2 separate regions of the Homo sapiens genome follow, and region 2 is linked to region 1. A link is a loop called in an ENCODE intact Hi-C map of the cell type or tissue named here. Cell type or tissue: PC-9. All regions are shown on one strand. Region 1 overlaps FBXL2 (F-box and leucine rich repeat protein 2). Region 2 holds the start of FBXL2 (F-box and leucine rich repeat protein 2).

Region 1 (2,500 bases):
TTCTAAGGTAATTTGTATTGTGTGTCCAAAATAGCTTCTGAACATGCAAACACTTAATATTTCACTGTAGTGATGTAAAGTTATAGTGCACTTGTATATTTCAGATTGAGGAATCTTGAAAAAACTTATGTATCCAGGTGGCGGATTAGAGTTTATCTTTCAAGTTATAATTATCCTGAAATGTTAACACCATCTCGTTTTTGTGTTTTTTTCCTCTCTCTGTAGAATATTTTCCTTCTTGGATATAGTAACTTTGTGCCGATGTGCACAGATTTCCAAGGTAGAGTATTCACCAGATTTTTTAATCAATAAATATCAAGTTTTATTAGAATGAGTTTTAGTTCAAATTACTGAAAATTAAAATTTTATTATCTTTTATACTTAATATAACATAATGGTATAATTTTGCATTTGATGATTAACTTAATATACATCAAAAATAGGAGTTTGGAAATAAAGGTTAATCAAGACTTTCTTTAATAGTCTCAATAAATGTGTTTCTTTCATCCCAATCCCTCTTCCTTTACCTCCCACCTTCCAGGCTTGGAACATCTTAGCCCTGGATGGAAGCAACTGGCAAAGAATAGATCTTTTTAACTTTCAAACAGATGTAGAGGTAAGTTAGCTTTGGTTTAGACAAAAAACTTTTTAAAAATATGAGTAGCTGTTCCCCCTTTCCTGACTTTTTATTTTACTGCATTTAGATCTAATATTAAAGTGCTGAGGTAGAACAGAAAGAAGAAAAACTGGAAGGGATTTGCATACATCAAAACAAAACCCTGCTTGCATTTTAAATTGTATCAGTAACAGATTTTTTTCCCTTGTTTATGTTTATAGTCTGAATTTTACTACTCAGCTTTTTAAAGCCACACACCTGCATCATTATCACCTGGTTCAGTGCTTTAACCTTAGGAGACTTGACAAATACTTATTGATCTAGAAAATCCACCGAGAATTCTAATTCAGCATCAAAAGTGGAGAAATGGCAGAAGCAGAAGCCCAAGAGTGAGGCTGGAGATCTAAAGTGTCACCCTAGCTTGGCCACTTAAGTCATATAATCTCTCAGTATTCTGTTTTATTATCTATAAAATAAAGTAATAATTAAGTCTTATACAATTATTATATACAGAATATATAAGATTCTGATATATTTATCTGTAAATATGTAAATATCTCCATTTAAGTGTGGTAAACCTGATGAAATGAGGAAAGTTTATGTTAAAACAACTTTGATATTCAATACTAAATTTCTAACCAAAAAGAAAGTTTAGGCAGGGAATAAAAAAAGAGCATTGTACTTAGGAATTGTCTGAAGTGCTGGTTTGAGGGTCTTGAGATTCTGAAGTTTATTTTCTACCTAATATAAAACCTAATTGATTTCCAGTTTAGCAAACTTACAGTAGTGGAAATGCATTTTAATTTAGTTACTCACATAGTATGTTTGCTATGTGTTTTTACCAAGATGTATATATTGGTTTTTTTTTGTTTGTTTTGGATAAGGAAATGAATGTGTTTAACAGTAGGATTGAGCTAAGCAATTTCCTGCTAGCTACTTAACCTGGCTTGACCTAGACAAACTAATGATCTAGGTCAGTTGTGGAGACTCTTCACCTCCTTCTCTAGGTTACTTACTGCCTGAGAGTCTCTGGTTCTCATCTTAAACCAGTGGAGCACAATACTTACAGTAAGTGGGGCAGAGCAGAAGATTTCCCTTTATTAAATAAAGGGGGAAACCCCTTATTTCTGTCATATTGTGGTGCTCTGCTCTTGGAAGGGGGCAGGGACCTCAAGGATTCACGCCCATCCTGGAAAGATAAGCTCTAGTTCCTGGCTTAACACTGTAGTTTCTGAATTAGGTGTTCTTTAGTGCTCTTTTGAGACTTAACAGCAGTGATTACAATAGTACTCCACCTAAACATGCCAGCATTCCATGCCAGTGAATATAATTGCCCTTCAAACTGATCATACCTAACTCTTTGTTCACTATGTTTACTTAGTGATGATGTGGAGGACATTTAATTTCTAAAAATTGTAGTCATTTCTACTGACCACAAAGTAGAGTTATTGTTTTGAAAAAATTGAGCAAAATACTTACTCTTTTTCTGTGGTTCTTCATGTCTCCTCAATTTTGATGACTTTTCCAACCATACAACTTTTTTGGAAAGCACATGAAGAACTTTTTTTTTTTTTTTTTTTTTTTTTTTTTTTGAGACAGAGTCTCGCTCTGTCACCCAGGCTGGAGTGCAGTGGCGTGGTCTCGGCTCACTGCAAACTCCACCTCCTGGGTTCATGCGATTCTCCTGCCTCAGCCTCCCATGTAGCTGGGACTACAGGCGCCTGCCACCACGCCCGGCTAATTTTTTTTTTTTTTTTTTTTGTATTTTTAGTAGAGACGGGGTTTCACCATGTTAGTCAGGATGGTCTCGATCTCCTGACATCGTGATCCGCCCGCCTCGGCCTCCCATGAACTTTTAAAGTCAGGCTGGGTGCAGTGGCCCAC
Region 2 (2,500 bases), 83 kb before region 1:
ACTTTAAAATTCTTTTTCTCTTTTTTGTAACTTTTTTTGTTGTTGTTTTTATTTTGTCATTTTTTTCTGCTTCTAACACACCAAAACTCACTCCTTCCTTCCTTCCTTCCTTCCTTCCCTCCCTCTCTATTTCTTTCTTTTTTTTTTTTTTTTTGAGACAGAGTCTCACTCTGTTGCCCAGGCTGGAGTGCAGTGGCACGATCTTGGCTCACTGCAAGCTTCACCTCCTGGGTTCACGCCATTCTCCTGGCTCAGCCTCCAAGTAGCTGGGACTACAGGCACCCGCCACCATGCCGGCTAATTTTTTGTATTTTTAGTAGAGACGGGGTTTCACCGTGTTAGCCAGGATAGTCTCAATCTCCTGACCCCTTGATCCATGGGCCTCGGCCTCCCAAAGTGCTGGGATTACAGGCGTGAGCCACCGCGCCCGGCCTTTCTCACTCTTTCTTTCTTTCGAGTCAGGGTCTTGCTATGTTGCCCAGGCTGGTCTCAAACTCCTGGCCTCAAGCAATCCTCCTGCTTCAGCCTCCCAAAGTGCTGGAACTACAAGTGTCCCATCGCACTGGGTCCTTCTTCATAGAGTTAATGGACTAGATTTCAGGATATCTAGAGTTCCCTTCAACCATATTAAAAACATTCAACAAATTGCCAGTTGATTTAATGAATTAGACAACATGCATAGAATGCTATTCCATTAAGTGGTATGCAAAGATAATAATTTTTTTTTTTTTTTTGAGACGGAGTCTTGCTCTGTCGCCCAGGCTGGAGTGCAGTGGTGTGATCTCAGCTCACTGCAAGCTCCACCTCCCGGGTTCACGCCATTCTCCTGCCTCAGCCTGCCGAGTAGCTGGGACTACAGGCGTCCCCCACCATGCCTGGCTAATTTTTTGTATTTTTAGTAGAGATGGGGTTTCATCGTGTTAGCCAGGATGGTCTTGATCTCCTGACCTCGTGATCCGCCCGCCTCGGCCTCCCAAAGTGCTGGGACTACAGGCGTGAGCCACTGCGCCTGGCCCCAAGATAATCATTTTTAATCTAAAAAAGTAGATTATAAAACAGTTACCTATGGTTTGCCACCATTTTTAAGAATACAGTATATTATAACAACTCATTGGAAGCTTGAAGCAGATAGAATGGAATCTGAGCAGTAGCTACTTCAGGTGCTGGGGTGAGTGTCGTTTTATCCTTTTAAATTCTTGTTATTGGTAATTTAAAATGTTTTCAATAATCATGCATTACCTGTATAACGTTTTTTTTAAAAAAAAAAAAATCCATGGTCTCTTTCAGCTGGGCAGTCTGCGGCTGGGTAATCTGTCAGGTGAGGGACATCAAGGTGATCAGACTGAGAGGATGGACCAGATACGAAGTGGGAGAGGCGAAGAGGCCCAGTTCCAGGGCCGGGGGCGAGGGGTGGGCGGTCCAAAGGGCACCGCCCCTGCGGGTCACGTGCTCGCCGACCACCAATGGCCGCCTCCGAGCCCACCTTGGGGACGGGGCGGGGCGCCTGGCTGGCGTCACCAGGACAACGGGCGTCGCCGGCGCCGTGTGACTTCGGGCTGTGGGCTCGCTCGCGGCTCTTCGGCCATGGTGAGTCTGGGACCCGCGTCTGCCTAGCTGCCCCGCCCTACCCCTACCGGGCTGGGTCCGCACGCCGCCGCCCGCTAGGGTCGGGCAGGCGGCGCAGGGGTCGTGGAGAGGCCGGGCCGCGGCCTGCGAGGCTGCTGGGCAGGGCAGGGCTGGGCGGGCCCGGGGAGGGGTAACCTGGGGGATTCAGAGCGCCCGCCTGCCGGGGGGCGACCGCGATGCAGCGTTCCCTGCCGCTGGAGTCGGGGTGACAGCCCGGACCCCCACCCAGTGGGCCGCCGGACGACGTGACGCTGTTTGGCCCGAGAGAGCCTGGGAAGCCACCCAAGGAGGGTGTGGTTAAAAAAAAAAATCTTGTATATGGATATCATATGTATTTATATTTACACTAAAGCAGTCTATATGCCTCCAGTTTTGTTTCTATGCAGTTATGTGTAACTAATATAAGACATATATCTTCCTTTCAAAATCAGCATTCTGATAGGTTTTTTAGCACGTGGAAATTAAAATTTTTGATTTTAGAGACCCCTCCCCTCCTTTCTAAAAAATAGAGGGCATTAAGCTGGAGGGTTTTTTTTTCTGAGTGCCGCACCCTCACTAAGGGATTTAATTAATTCATAATTAGTGCATTGTAAACGTCTTAAATCATTACCTTTGTTCAGTTAACTTCAGACGGCGTGGGCATAACACCTGGCCCCCTTTAAGCTCGTTTTAAAAACGTTGCTCGGTTTCACTCGGCGGAGGTGCTGGCTTGAACAGACAAGTTCAGAGAATTGCCAACCGAAGGCATAATTCTCCAGAGGCCTTCACGGGGTGTAAGAGAAGAGAGGAGCTAGACTCCTTGCTTGGGGACACACCCTTGGTATAGAATACTTGAGGAGGTATGGCGGTAGGTGTAGGTAATAGGGAAATACTT

Evidence for each region. Peaks named below come from ENCODE experiments on the same cell type or tissue, not always from the same donor. Only the 100,000 strongest peaks of a DNase experiment are listed, where the experiment ranks them.
Region 2: a loop joins it to region 1, with 8 times the contacts of the local background. A loop is called at or near these places in 9 of 110 quality-filtered maps.

Annotation. Positions count from the first base shown.
Region 1 is chr3:33,358,742-33,361,241 of GRCh38, forward strand. FBXL2 (F-box and leucine rich repeat protein 2) reads left to right here. Exons shown (of 15, transcript NM_012157.5): 3 at 226-280; 4 at 542-616. Among named protein-coding and RNA genes, the nearest start is that of UBP1, 80 kb to the right of the region's middle. In PC-9, no CTCF peak of the experiment used is centred here; DNase peaks (open chromatin) are centred at 1,530 and 1,950; H3K4me3 peaks cover 680 bases; H3K27ac peaks cover 1,691 bases.
Region 2 is chr3:33,275,929-33,278,428 of GRCh38, forward strand. It overlaps FBXL2 (F-box and leucine rich repeat protein 2), which reads left to right and starts at 1,514. Exons shown (of 15, transcript NM_012157.5): 1 at 1,514-1,587. The coding sequence starts at 1,585. It overlaps LOC124909362 (a long non-coding RNA gene), which reads right to left and starts at 1,426. Exons shown (of 2, transcript XR_007095861.1): 1 at 1,240-1,426. RefSeq lists silencers at 1,335-1,404, 1,469-1,636, 1,605-1,784. In PC-9, no CTCF peak of the experiment used is centred here; a DNase peak (open chromatin) is centred at 1,503; H3K4me3 peaks cover 1,489 bases.